3 separate regions of the Homo sapiens genome follow, and all the other regions are linked to region 2. The links are chromatin loops, found by intact Hi-C in ENCODE. Cell type or tissue: MCF 10A. All regions are shown on one strand. Region 1 overlaps NPAS2 (neuronal PAS domain protein 2). Region 2 overlaps LOC105375310 (a long non-coding RNA gene). Region 3 has its middle 34 kb from the start of NPAS2.

The links. Peaks named below come from ENCODE experiments on the same cell type or tissue, not always from the same donor. Only the 100,000 strongest peaks of a DNase experiment are listed, where the experiment ranks them.
Region 1: it touches region 2 in a loop (4-fold over the local background); 8 of 110 quality-filtered maps call a loop at or near these places.
Region 3: a loop joins it to region 2, with 7 times the contacts of the local background. A loop is called at or near these places in 8 of 110 quality-filtered maps.

Annotation. Positions count from the first base shown.
Region 1 is chr2:100,900,067-100,905,066 of GRCh38, forward strand. It overlaps NPAS2 (neuronal PAS domain protein 2), which reads left to right. Exons shown (of 21, transcript NM_002518.4): 2 at 4,667-4,720. The coding sequence starts at 4,689. Among named protein-coding and RNA genes, the nearest start is that of NPAS2-AS1, 75 kb to the right of the region's middle. RefSeq lists enhancers at 2,315-3,514, 3,221-3,743. In MCF 10A, no CTCF peak of the experiment used is centred here; DNase peaks (open chromatin) are centred at 2,985 and 3,975.
Region 2 is chr2:100,727,647-100,732,646 of GRCh38, forward strand. It overlaps LOC105375310 (a long non-coding RNA gene), which reads right to left. Exons shown (of 3, transcript XR_001739612.2): 1 at 3,798-5,000. Among named protein-coding and RNA genes, the nearest start is that of LINC01868, 50 kb to the left of the region's middle. RefSeq lists a silencer at 2,701-2,995. In MCF 10A, a CTCF peak has its summit at 2,794 (motif pointing right); DNase peaks (open chromatin) are centred at 2,845 and 4,115.
Region 3 is chr2:100,783,927-100,788,926 of GRCh38, forward strand. No RefSeq gene overlaps it. Among named protein-coding and RNA genes, the nearest start is that of NPAS2, 34 kb to the right of the region's middle. In MCF 10A, no CTCF peak of the experiment used is centred here; DNase peaks (open chromatin) are centred at 1,915 and 2,535.

The DNA.
Region 1 (5,000 bases), 170 kb after region 2:
AATCGCTAACCATAAAATAAAAGGTTGATAAATTAGACTTTATCAAAATTTAAAACTGCTCATCAGAAGACACCATCCAAAAAGCACCAAGGCCACCCACAGACTGGGAGAAAATGTTCACCATTCATATTTTCTGACAAAGTACTTGTACCTGGTAGAGATAAACTTCTATGATCAGTATGATGAAGACTAACAGTCCAATTTTTTTAAGCAGGCAAAAGAATTAGACATCTTACAAAAGAAGATATCTAAATAGCCAGTGAAAAGTGCTCTGCATCATTAGTCATCAGGGAAATGCAAATCCCAATGAGATATCATAACACACCCACGTAAATTACTAAAATTAAGAAATATTACATGTTAGAATGGAGCCACTGGAACTCCTTGTACACTACTGGTGCAAATATGAAATTGTACGTTCACTTTGGAAAACAGCCTGGCAGTTTTTAATAAAGTAAGCATACAGCTACCCCGTGTTCCAAGAATGACACTCCTAGATATATACACCCAAGAGGAACGAGTGCTTATTTCCACAGAGACTTCTATATGACTCAACACTGGTGATGTTAATGTTGACCAGTAGGTGAAAGTGGTGTCTGCCAACCTTCTTCCCTGTAAAATGTTTTTCTTTTGTAATTAATAAATACCTTGAGAGAGATACTTTGAAACTCTGCAAATATCCTGTTTCTCCCCAAGCTTTTTCACATTAATTTTAGCATCCATCGGTGGATCTTGCCTGCAACAATGATTACTATGGTATGCCGATGGTGATTTTCTTTTCTTTTCTTTTCCCCTCCCCTCCCCTCCCTTCTCCTCTTCTCTTCTCTTCTTTTTCCTTTTTGTGGAGAACAGTGCCTCACTATATTCCCCAGGCAGGTCTCAAACTCCTGGGTTCAAGCTATCCTTCCCACTCTCCCACCCTAAGGGCTGGGATTACAGGCATGAAGCATGAAGCATGATGGTGATTTTCTATTGCCATTGTTCCTTCTACATTTATTAATTGGAATCTTCTGTAAGAGGAAGCTGTCTCCCTCCCTCCTTCTACCTCCCCATTTGTTTATTTATCTGGGGGCTCTTTGTAAAGGTGTGGGTGGAGAGTAGGGAACCAAGAGGGACAGTGTGGTTACCTGAGGTGGGGAACGATAAAACAAATAAATAAGACTCATGAGTATTTAGTTTGTGGCACAGGCTATAATCAATACGGTTGTCACTCATTTTGTTGCTCAGGTTGTTCTGGGAACCCCTCTCAGCCTCTCCTTTCATCAGGCTCCCATAATTATTGTTACTGTTGATCATGATTTCTTGTGTGGTCAGTTGCTAGGTGCAGATGCCTGGATTTCAAACTGGGGGGGATGTTACAAAGCTTAAAAAGACTCCGGAGAGTTTGTGTTCTAGGAAAACCCAAGAAACCCAGAACTGGAAGAGCCCCAGAGAGATGAATGTTACCGGGCGTGTTCCCTTCTCTCTTCCCTGACGCTCCCCTGTGCAGAGGATCCTGCAGACATGGCTAAAGGAGATGCAGCAGGAGATCAGAGGGTGGGTGGAGAATGAGAGTGTTTATTCCCTTGGCTCCCTTCTTGTCCCTTCACTGAAGGCCGCCTCCTATGGGACACACTCCTTCCAGGTTTGGGAAGTAATTTCCCTCTTGTCCCTTCCCCTTACAGGTGTTCACAGCTCTGCCGTTCCCCACCTCAGGTAACCACACTGTCCCTCTTGGTTCCCTACTCCCCACCCACACCTTTACAAAGAGCCCCCCTGTAAGTCAGCACTCCTCAGAGGATCCCACCCGCCTTCTGCTTTCCTGTTGGGACCCTGATTCACACACCTCGTGACTGTCTACGCCACGTAGGACACATGGTTATCTGGGGTAAAGGCTGTACGGCATCCCTCCATTGTTCACTCTGGGGGTTCATCACCTCAACCATTATGTCTCAGCTCCAAACAAAATCTCCTCTGCTTTCATTTAAGCTCCTTTTCTGTTTTCTGGCACTCTGTGATCAAAATAAAAAAAAAAGTAGATGCTCAAAATCCTTCTCACTGAAAACTTTATACGGTTGAGAAGAGTCATTGTCACCCCCTAAACTTCTCTGTGATTCCTTTAACCTGACCTCAGAGGACTGCTTTTCTTCCCTTCCATCCTGTTCCTTGTTTGCCTTCAAGCTGGTTCCAGATCCTATTATTAAGTAAAAGGGTGACTCTAAAACGCAAGGGGGGATGGACACCCACACTCAACAGCAGCCGAGGTGGAAGTAGCCCATGTCCATGGACAGATGAATGGGCAAGCAAAACACTGCGTTTCCGTGCAATGGGATATCACTCGGCCTTAAAAAGGAAGGAGAGTGTGACCCATGCAGCAACATGGATGAACCCTGAGGACATTACGCTGTGTGAAATAAGCCAAATACTGTCTGGTTGCACTTACATGACAGACCTGGAATAGTCAAATTTATAGAGACAGAAAGTAGAAGGGCAGTTGCGAAGCCTGGAGTGAGTAGGGAATGGGGACTTCTTGTTGAATGAATAGTTTATGCTTTGCAAGGGCAAAGAGATCTGGAATGGATGGTGGTGATGGTTGCCTAACAGTATGAATGTGCTTAATGCCACTGAGCTGGGCACTCAGCAGTGGTTAAGATGGTAAATTTCTGAGGTGTATTTTATCACAATTTTTTAAGTGAAAAAATAACATGGTAGACAACAGAGGTGACAAAATAGTAAAAATATCAGCACGGAGCTTCTGTGACAGGTGCAATGGGAACTCAGCTTAGAGGCCCTCTCCTCACACTGGGTGCAGCTCAGCTGAATGGCTTAGTCGGGTCAAGTGAGAGGAACGGGGCAGGGAAATGAGAGGGATGCTGAAGAAGAGGAAATGGGTGTAGAGCATCCAGGTTTTATAGATTCAGGAAATGTCTGCGGGATAAACATACAAATCACAGAAGATGTGGTTGATAAAGAAGAGCTATTAGTCATTTTTAGATGTTTAGTTTATGACTCAGCAACCCTGGTCATCCAAACAGGATCCCAGGAGCTCAGGAGAGTGGACTGAGGAGCAGCAGCCAGCCCTCCTGTGGACAAGCTCTGTCCAGGGGCCCCTGGTAAAGAACACAGCGTGGCCGGGTCCTTGCTCATGCCCTGGGGCTTTGATCAGCCACCATTCTCCTTGGAAGCACAGGCTTGGGGTAGGGCATCATTCAATGAATTGACATAAAACTTTGAACAGATTCCATCTGGAAAACATTAAGCACAGGCCTGTTTGCAGATGTGTTAACGCTGACTCAATTGTAATACAGGCTTTAACTTCTAAGCAGCATTTCTTGCTAGTCCATTGTGGAATATGCCTGCTGTTGACTGCATGGGCATTATGTGAACAGGGGCTGTGGCTGCAGAATTCATCTTTGCTTTGGCTCAGACCCATGTTTGTGTACGTAGGTGACCAAAATCACAAAACTAAATGAGCTCAGAGAAAGATTGATTGGCTCCATTGAAAATTTTTATCTGAAACTTTATATTTCAAGAGTAATTGGTGGTGCATTTGCGAAGTGCTGGTTTGGGAGTTCCGACTGAAGACCCTGTGTGTTGAGCGTAGAAGCGGGTGGGCAGTGGTGATTCAGCTTCTCCATGGTCCCCACCTTTACCTCGATCACACTTTGCCCTCCCAGCCACCGCAGCCTTCAGCCTCCCACTCCCACAGCTGGCATTGGCCTCATGAGTGCCCTGAGAACGGTTCTGCTTGATGTGCTGACTTGGGGGGCGCACCCCAGACAGGTGGGGCTCTGGGAAATGTGTGAATGAAGAAAGGAGCCAGGGCTATGCAGCTCTGAGGGGTGGAGGGAACCCAGGCCTGCGTGTGGTAGGAGAGGAAGCTGGATCTGTGGGCCTGAGAAGCATCAAGCCAGTGGCCTGGGAGAGTAGAGGCTCCGGTGTTGAGGAAGAACATTCCTGGATTGTTACGTAATCTTTCACATCTGTGCACCTTCGCTGTCTCAAGGAGAGTAAACGCCCTAAGGGAGGAACTGCGGATTACACTCCTTTGGGGCTGATTCTTCCAGGCCACTTGTCAGAGGAGCTTGTGTGGTTTGAATGGACAGATAAACACTCTCCTTTAGGATGTCATAGGCCACTGGGGTCCTGCAAGCAGGAGTGAACAAGGCCCGCTGTGGTGTCGCTAACGGATCCCAGGCAGGCACTGGGAGGTGCGTGCGACCTAAGGCTTGAGAGGAACAGATGCTGCTTCACTGAGCAGGTCTGGACAGCACTTCTCAAAGTGTGGTCTGAAGACCCTTGGGGTCCTTGAGGTCAAGACATTTTTTCAAAATATAATTAACTCGTTATTTGCTCCTTTTAAAAGAGCTCTCCTTGTCTCATGAGTGTACACGACATAATTGTTCTGACTTTTCCAGAAGTTACTTGACATCTGATGACTTCATTGCTCCGATGCCCAATGAAAGAGTGCCTGTGCATTTAAACATTTCTCAGCCTTAACCCACATACACAGAAGTGCTTTGGAGACCTCAGTCCATTTTGAGAGTGTAAAGGGGTGCCAGGACCAACAAGTTTGAGAACCACTGGGCTAAGACCAAAATGACAACAACCTGAAAGACTTTTAAGAAAGATGTAGAAGCAGACAGTAATTATCCATTCTTTTTAATTTTTTTTTTTTTTTTTGCAGGAAAAACTGCATAGAAAATCTAATGGATGAAGATGAGAAAGACAGAGCCAAGAGGTAAGATGCAGCTGTCCCCCTGCTCAGCAGAGCTCTCTGGCCCCCGGGGGTCTGCCTGGCAGAATCTCGCTGGCTTTCACTCTGTGCAGGTGAGGCCACCAGCAAGATAGGCAGCTGTAGGACACACTCTCTGTGACATATTGCAGTGCTCCATGAGAAACCTTCTAGAGAGCTCACTCAGCCCTGCCCCTCACTGTGAAATGACACATTGTCTAGGACTGGCTGAGTGGTCTGGGTTTTTGTCATGCTCCTGTGTACCCCTGTTGACACTGGTCATCTT
Region 2 (5,000 bases):
TTTTATGGTTGCACAGTATTCCGTGGTGTATATGTACCACATTTTCTTTATCCAGTCTATCATTGATGAGCATTTGGGTTAATTCTATGTCTTTGTTATTGTGACTAGTGCTGCAACGAACATACACATGCATGTATTTTTATAATAGAATGATTTATATTCCTTTGGGTATATACCTAGTAATGTGATTGCTGGGTCAAATGATATTTCTGTTCTAGATCCTTGAGGAATCACCACACCGTCTTCCACAATGGTTGAACTAATTTACATTCCCACCAATAATGTAAAAGCATTCCTGTTTCTCCACAGCCTCGCCAGCATCTGTTTTTTCTTGACTTTTTAATAATTCCCATTCTGACTGGTGTGAAATGGTATCTCATTGTGGTTTTGATTTGCATTTCTCTAATGATCAGTGATGAGCTTTTTTTCATATGTTGGTTGGCTGCATGAATGTCTTCTTTTGAGAAGTGTCTAGAACAGACTTTCTTATAAAAACCAATGCAGCATGCTTTCTTGTGAAATGTAACAAGAAATATTTAAAAAATAAAACTAACCATAGATCCCACAGCCACTGAAATGACAATAAAGAAATACTGTGAATAACTCCACATACATAAGTTCAACAACTTAGATGGAATGGATCAATTCCTTAAAAACCACGAACTACCCAAACTCACTCAAAATGAGACAGATAACCTGAATAGTACTAATTTATAGTTTAAAAATTTTACAAACGAAATCTCCAAGCCAAGATGGTTTCACTGGCAACTTCTACCACACATATAAGAAATAACACTAAATATGCACAATCTCTTCCAGAAAAGAGGAGGGAATATATCCCGCCTAATTTTATGAGCCCATTTTTACCCTGATATCAAAACCAGACAAAGACAGTATAAAAATTAAATCTACAAACTAATATCTCTCATCAATTTATTTACTTATTTATTATTTATTTATTTGACAAGGCCTCGCTCTGTCACCCAGCCTGGAATGTAGTGGCATGATCACAGCTCACTGCAGCCTCCACCTCCCAGGCTCAGGTGATCCTCCCACCTTAGCCTCCCAAGTAGCTGGGACTGTAGGCATGCACCACCCCTGGCTAATTTTTGTCTTTTTGGTAGAGATGAGGTTTTGTCATGTTGCCCAGGCTGTTTCTCATGAATCTAAATGTCAAAATATTCAACAAAATATTAACAAATGGAATCCAGCAATATATAAAAGAACTTATACACCACAACCAAGTAAGATTTATTCTAGTTACGCAAGATTGCTTCATCATTCAAAAAATCATTCAAAGTTATCCACTGTGTCAATAAGCTAAGGAGAAATATCATATGATAATGTAAATTGACACAGAAAAAATATTTGACAAACTACAACACTACCTCATGATAAAAATTATCTGCAAGTTAGGAATAGAGGGAATCACTTCAACCTGATAAAGAGCATCAACAAAAACCTGCATCTAATATCATACTTAATGGGGAAAAACTGAATACTTTGCCCCTAAGGTCAGGAACAAAGCCAGGGAAGGATGTCCACTATCACCACAGTATACGTCATAACACTAGAACTTCTAGACTCTGCAATAACGCATGAAAAATAAATAAAATACATACAGATTGGAAGGAAGACATAAAACTTTCCCTATTTGCAGTTTACACAATTGTCTATATAGAAAACCCAAGAAGTCTACCAAAAGCTCCTTTAAGGAATCAGTGAGTGTATTAGTCCACTAGCGCTACATAACACAATACTGCAGACTGAGGGGCTTAAACCGAAGAAATTTATTTTCTCACACTTCTATAAGCTAGAAGTCCAAGAGCAAGGTGCTAGCAAGTTGATTTCTGGTGAGTCCTCTCTCCTTTGCTTGCAGATCACTGCCTTCTTGCTTACATGATGTTTTCTCTACACTTGCATTCCTGGTATCTTCTCCTCTTCTTATAAGGACACTAGTCCTATTGGATTGGAGACCCACCATTATGACCTCATTTAACCTTAATTACATCCTTAAAACCCCTATCTCCAAATACAGTTAACTGGCTTCAATATGTAAATTTTTGGGGAAAACATAATACTGAGTTTAAACACATTCTAGAATATAAGGTCAATACAAAAAATCATGTATATTTATAAAGATAGTAATAAACAATCAGAAACAAACAAAAAATGATAAGAGCTCCCCCCCAAAAAGAGATACGTATAAATAATTTTAACAAAACATACATAGAATCTATGTGCTGAAAACACTAAAATGCTGATGAAATAACTCAAAGAAGACCTCAATATATGGAGAAACATACTATGTTCATGGATTGGCAGACTCAACAAGAAAAAGGACAATTTTACCCAAATCAATCTATGCTTTTGATGTAATGTCAATCAAAACTCTAGCAGAATTTTTTGCAGATATTTGACAAGCTGATTTTGAAATTCATATAAAAGGCAATGAAACTAGCATAGCCAAAAGAAAATTGGCTTTGGAAGAATCCCACTATCTAATTTTAAGACTTATAAGAATCAAGACAGTGTGGTATTGGCAGAGGGAGAGACACATAGATCAACAGAACAGAATAGAAAGTACAGAAATAGACACAAATCAATCTTGTTTGTCAAATGTGCAAAGGAAATTCAATGAAGAAATGATAGTGTTTTCAACAAATTGTGTTGGCATTTATACACACAAAAACATGAACCTCAACCCTGCAGCTAGTTGTAACCATGTAACTAGGTTTTGGGCAGTGGGATATAAGTAATTACTTAAAGATGAAGCTGTTGAGATTCTCCTAATCCTCCAGCCCCTCTCCTGGAGGTGGTGCTGGCGAGCTACTTTCAACCACGAAGTTGAGAACAACTGGAGCAGGAGCCTTAACCCAAAGAACAGCCACATGTTGAAGGCAGACATGCTGGGCCAGTTGGAAACCTTGATGACCTTATGAAGCAGAGCTCACCTTTCTGCCCTGGACTGTTTACCTGAGGCAAAAATAATCTTTGAACTCACGTAGGCTAATGCACTTGGGGATCTTTGTTATAATGAATATACATATGCATTGCAGAAAAATATAAAGGGTAAAATAAAAGTCATTCAGGGTCTCACTACCCAAGAGAGACATACTTTGATCTCACCTTGGCCCTTTCAATATGCTGCTAGGGTAAACTTCCGAAAAAAAAAAAAAGTTGGCTGGGCACGGTGGCTCACGCCTGTAATCCCAGCACTTTGGGAGGCCGAGGCGGGTGGATCACCTGAGGTTGGGAGTTCGAGACCAGCCAGACCAACATGGAGAAACCCCATCTCTACTAAAAATACAAAAATTAGCCAGGCGCGGTGGTGCATGCCTGTAATCCCAGCTACTTGGAAGGCTGAGACAGGAGAATCGCTTGAACCTGGGAGGCGGAGGTTGCAGTGAGCCGAGATTGCGCCATTGCACTCCAACCTGGGCAACAAGAGTGAAACTCTGTCTCAAAAAAAAAAAAAAAAAAAGTTAATAAGCTTGTCTAGCATTGCAGTAGATATCCTGAAGAACCTTGGATTTGGGGAGTAAGGTATAGGAATCTATTTCCTTTTCAGCCCTTAGATTGCAATAACTCTCCCTGGAGATTGTGCCACTAACATGACTACTCAGTGCCAGAGTCAACCAGATTGTGACTGGCTGACAGACAAGCAGCCAGTCCTTGCTAAATACATGTCCCTGCACCATACCCAGCAAGAGGAATGAGTATAATATAATAGTTAGGATCGTGGTCTTTGCAGTTGAAAAGTCATGGGTTCAAGTCCTAGCTTTGCTTCTTCCTACCTGTGTAACCTTGGGCAGGTGTGTAAACTTGTCTGAATTTCAATTTCCGCTTCTCTAAAATGAGAACAGATAGTAGCACCTCCCTCTTAAGCTTGTTGTGAGAATTAAACATGATGATACATGTGAAGTGATATAGAGCCTGGCACATAATACATACTCCATAAATGGGTGCTATTGCATCATCCATTCATGCATCATGTGTAAATTAAGTGTCTACTATATGCCTGGCACCTTTCTAGGCAATGGCAACATAGCAGTGAGTGACACAATAAAGATCTTTGCTCTCATGAATCTTACTTTCTACTTGAGGAGAAGGACTATAAACGCAATGTTTAAATAACAGTAGATCTGATGCAATTAAGACGGATAGAGAGTGACTTATTGTTAGTCATAACAATAGCTTTGTCCTGTGTGAGGATGGTTGGATTCAGTTGCCTCCCTCAGTCCTGCCAGGATTCATGTAGACAGCTGGGCAGGGCTGGTGTGGGCAGGGAGGACATGAGTGGACACTACACAGAATTCGTACAGTCAACAACTTTGTGAGCCATGGCAGGTGTCCCACTGTGAAACATGGCTGAAACCTTCACCTGCCAGACCCCTGGGATCACAGGGCAAGAGGAGGAGCCTAGGTTTCCAAGGACACAGGCATGAGGCAGAAGTCTGGAGTACACTAACAAGGTTTCAGATTTGCTGGGCCCTCCCATAAGAGCCCAACTGGCCCCATTTGGGGACCAGTAGCAAACAGAGTTAATTTTTCTTAACTAGTGGATGACAGGGTGTTTCGATTCAGAACGAATTTCTCAATCCATACATCAAGAACTCAACAGCAGTTCTCAACCCTGCTTTTCTTCAGAATCACTTTTAAATCTATGAAAACGACATCACCCAAACCGTCATATCCCAGAAAGTCTGATTAGTGCAGCTCAGGGATGGAAACTGGGCATTCTTGCAATGCAATGTTCCAAGGTGATTTAATGTGCGCTCAATGTTTGGAACCACTGATTTCACCCTTAAACCAAATCACAAAGCACTTCGTGCCCCCAGACAGTCATGGTCCAAATGCTGCACCATGGTAGGGTCAGCCTGCAATCTCCCTCCGCAGAGTTTGGAGAAGGGTGGCCACAGTAAAGGATTAGAAACATTCCCATGGGAGAAGCAGGCTTGTTCCCACCGACTTCCTCAGTCATGCCGTCTTTCTAGTGA
Region 3 (5,000 bases), 56 kb after region 2:
TGAACCCAGGAGGCGGAGCTTGCAGTGGGCTGAGATCGTGCCACTGCACTCCAGCCTGGGCGACAGAGTGAGACTCCATCAAAAAAAAAAAAAAAATGGTATACAAATCTTGGATGATATTCCATTGTATGGGCCACATTGCATAGACCACATTTTGTTCAACCACTCTTTTGCTGATGGACACTTGAGAGGGGACTCCCCTCTTGGCTGTTGTGAATAACATTCCTATCTCAAATACCTAAGAAAACAAGAGTGTCAAGTCCTGCAGCTGAAAGTGCCCTCCCACGTGAGTATATGTCTCCTCCCAAGCATGACTCTTGGAAAGGAGGGAGTGAGCAAGAATGAGGCCTGGGGAAGAAGGGGTCTGGGACGGACACCAGGAAAGGATGGAAGGTTCTGGATCTCAAGGAACCCACAGTGGCTCTCTGGAAAGATGGCCAAGTTGAACTTTGTCCCATTCCTGGCTGAGTTCTCCCACTTTCCCACTCTCACCCTATGAGAGCTGATTCGAGAACAATAGGTTTTGATCAACACCTGACTGACATCTACGAATGTGGTTTTTTAGGGTCAACATCTCCCGGATGTAACAACTAATTTGGAACATAAAGAAAATGAGAGAGAAACCCTTGTCCAACATGTTATTGAATCATGCATTGTTTGCTTCAGATTCAGAGTTGGAAACAATCTGACTACCAGAAACCAAAAAGCAGATTAAAAAGGAATAACACTAATCAACATTGTTAAGCTTCTATCACGTGCCAGTCACTTCATATGCACTTTCTCTCAATTGCACAAAAAGCCTTGCAAGGTGAGTATTACTGACACTGCATTACAGATGAGAAAACTGGGGCTCAGGGGGTTCATGAGCTCGCCCGAGTCTGACCCCAGAGCCTGTTCTCCTGGCTGTATATCATCTGCAGTTTCAGGGTCAAAGGCCGTTCTATTAAATCATCTGCACAGCCCGTTTTCGTACTTCAGATGAATAACCCTTTGGTTGATTTATAACTTTTAAAGTGTGACTAGTCAGTCATAATGGCTGACCAGAGCAACTTAGGCATGGTTTATGAGCAGAAATGGTATTACGAACAGAAAAGGTATATATTGTCTACTATATGCAGAGTCCAGGCTACAAACTGTGACGTTTGTGAAAAAATTCAAGTTGCAATGCCTGCCCTCAGGAGCTTAAAATCTAGTCCTGATATCTTGCTGTTTTGGATGCTTTCTTCACCCTGCACCCTGATGGCCACCCTGTTCTATGGCCGATACTGCTGCAATGGCCTGTGCGCCATTAGTCACACACTCAGAGGGCACCATCGCAGGCCGGGTCTGCCCTCGGCACTTGGCATGGAAAAATGAAGGCTGTCTGAGCCTCAGTTGCTTTATCCACAGGCGGGGCTCATGATCCTTGTCCTGCCTCTCGCATGGGGATTGCAGAAAAATAAAATGAGATAATAGAAGTGATCGCACTGCAAAATGAAAAGCATTCTATCAGTCTAAAATGGTATTTCTTATGATTTATGACTGGAAACCTTTGCTTTTTATTTTATTGGAGACTTACTTGATTCCAATTTGAGCTGATATTGTGGTTTTTACAGAACAGACTGCCATTTATTGAATTCCTGATTTGTGGCAGACACATAGATTATCTCATTTAATCCTCACAACAGCTCTGTGATGTAGGCACTATTATTATTATCCCCATTTAACCAATGAGGAAGCTAAGATTCGGAGAGCTTAGGTGAATGGCAGAGGAAAGACGTGGCTGCAGGCTTGTCTGTCTCCACAGCCCATGTCGGGCCACCAGGATCCAGGTCGCAGCAGAAGAAACAACCTTAGGACTGAGAGCAAGCAGGCATTTCTACCCACTCAATGCATCAGCGCTCAGGCAAGCAAGAGGTGCCTTGCTATGGATGCTTACTTAAGAGGACACACCCTTGGCACGGGTGGTTCTCCAAATACAATAACACAAGCCAGTGAGGATGCTCAGATTTAGAAAAGCAAAACTCACATCAAGTGCATCACCCCTAAAGCCCCCCAGCATTGTGTATGAACAGTGACCCCCACCTAGAGACACACACATCAAGAGTGTGTGGCTGGCATAATCTCACCAGATTACTAGGAACCTGGTCTGTTTGTATTACCTCAGATGTTTGTTTTTGCTTACAAGCCGGGTATGATGTTGAGACAAATTATCTAACAACCCTCACAGATGAATGATATTTTCCTAGTTATTAAAGGTCATCTGCAGTCACTGCTGTATTGCAAGGCTTCTCACCGTGGAACTCGGTCCCTTCTTCCTGTCTGAAACTGTTCAGCTATAGAAAGATTCCTCCTCGGCTTCCAAAAAAGAAAACCAAGTTGATATTTTGCCGAATTTGAATTGCAACCAGAAAAGAAGGTCAAGTTTTAAAAGAAGTAACACGGGAGGGGATTGTAATTAAATCGCTCTGGGCTGGGTAGGGATGATTCATTTCAAGTACATAACATTCTGGGAAGCATGTGACCAAAGGTATTTTTCTAAATAACCTCAAGTACTAGTCAAGTGAGTCTTTAAATTGCATGCCAGCGACATCTCCTAACTGGTATTTTGCTTGGCAGGCGCTGAGCCACCACCACAGCCCGGATTTTCCTGCAGGCAGAGCCCAGTCTTGTTTCGGCAGTCATGCCTGCTGCTTTTTGCTTCTGCCTGGAAAGATGGCACAGCTGCAGAGGATAGGCACATTTGGTGGCCTCTACCTGTCAAGGGTGACTCTACTCAGTTAGGGGGTCTTCTCTAAGGCCCATGAAGATGGCATGACCAGAGTCCTTGGGTTGGGTATGACAAAGCCTTAGGTTTTCTCCAAATGGTGGCACTGCTGAAATTCTACCTCTTCCAGGAAATTTTTGTCAAAAACAATGAGGAGACCCTAGGTGATGGCCACTCAAACATCACCCCCCTTACTCTGACAGTACCCAGCCCCCACCCTCATGCTGCTCCACTCCCATCATCCAAATTGTGCCCAAGGTTGCTGTCAGATTAGTATAGTGACTCTTCTCTCAAGATGCACCAGGGTATGTCCTGGCGTGACCACCTGACCCAAGCTGAGCCCATCAGAGACCTTTCAAAGCCAGACCACAAAAGTGGAGGAAGCTGATCTCTAGAAGAGAAGGACAATTGATCAAATGTCCAGAGAGGGGCAGGACTAAATTTAGCAACAGAGTGTTCTGAGGGTGTTTGAGTCCCTGGTCTGTTTGCCCTGACATCCAGCTATTCCTAGATCCTGCAGGACACCGAGCCTTAAAATTAGTTTCCTTGTTCTCTCAGGCTGGTTCAAGTGCAGTGTCTGTCACTTGCAACCAAAAGATTCCTAATAATGTCACCTGACTCTCTTTCACTCATGATCTCACTATTACATATGAAATCTCTGTAATTGTACTTTGTCTACTTGCACAGGCATCTGGTTTATAGGTGGACTTACTTTAAGAAAGCTTGATATGTTCAAATGCAAATAATCCAGCCTGAAGAATGATGGATAAGTATTAACACCCCCTAAAGAATTTTTTATTCTACAAAAAAAGAACTTACTACATGGGGTTTTTTCCAATTACCTAATGCATTTTCCTAATGCGTGAAAAGTATTCTTTTGAATTCAAAGTGTTTATCAAAGAGATTAGTAAAATAAATTATGATGCACCATATGTGTTAGTCTGTTCAGGCTACCCTAACGAAGTACCACAGACTGGGTGGCTTAAAAACAGAGATTTATTGTCTCACAGTACTGGAGTTTGGAAGTCCAAGACCAAGGTGTTGGCAGAGTTGGTTTCTTCTGAGGCCTTTCTACTTGGCCTGTAGACAGCCATCTTCTCCCCGTGCTCTTCAGATCAACTTCCCGCTCTATGTGTCTAAAGTTCCCCTTTTAATCATGTGAACAAATGTGAACCTGAAAAAGCCAACCCTTTAAGTGGCTAACTGGGCCTAAATTTAAAATAGAGCCAAGCAGCCATTTGCTGCCTAGAGGTCACGCATGTACTCTATGTTCTCCCAAAAACCCACACTTTTTAACCTTTGGGACTTTCAGAGCTCACCATAACCAACCAATCAGTGCTCATCTACCTTAGCCAATCAGGGCTCAGCTGTATCTAGCAATGGGCACTCAGCTGCACTGACCAATAAGAACTCAGTTGTGTCAACCAGTAAGAACTAAATGAATCTCAATCCTTCATTTGCATAAATGGACCTGATTGGGAACCTGGGCAAGAACTTTTGCTATAAAACCTGTCTTCCTTTTGCTCTCTGGAACAAATTTTTGTTTCATAACAAAGGCTGTGTTTTCCTAGTTTGCAAACTGTTTACTAGAATAAAGTCTCTTTCTTCTAAATTCTTTTTCAAAGAACTTTTGTTCACAATAGGAACACCAGTCATTTTGGATGAGGGCCCACTTAATGACTTCGTTTTTACTTAATTAATCTGTAAATACAATCTACATATAAGGTTACATTTTGAGGTACTGGAGTTACATATCTTTTTGTGGGGGACACAATTTAACCCTTAACATTATAGAATGAAATACTATACAGCCAGGACAAAGAGGGAGAGGTGTTGAGTGTGCTGAGAGTAAAAATCTCCTTACAAAGCATGTGAAAAAGCCAGTCCTCATGCCTGTATATTTTGAACCCCCTGTAAATTATGTGTGTGGGTGTGTGTGCATGAACATGAACATATATACATACATACAGGTGTGTTTCTTTAAGTTCTGAAAGAAATCAAGAAAACAAAATAGCCTTTTTGAAGAGGAAATTGTAGAAGAAGGGAAAGAGATGAACTTTTCATCTGTGCTTTATTGAATTTCTATTTCTATATTTTCTGAATCATACATATTTCTTTTCTTGCTTATAATTTTCTGCATCCTATTAAAAATGTAAGCTATGTACTGCCTTAAAAATATGAGTTGATTTACACATCAGTTCTCAGAATAGGTTTTGTGTGCCAAGCATGACCTACATTCTGTGTACCTGTGTGT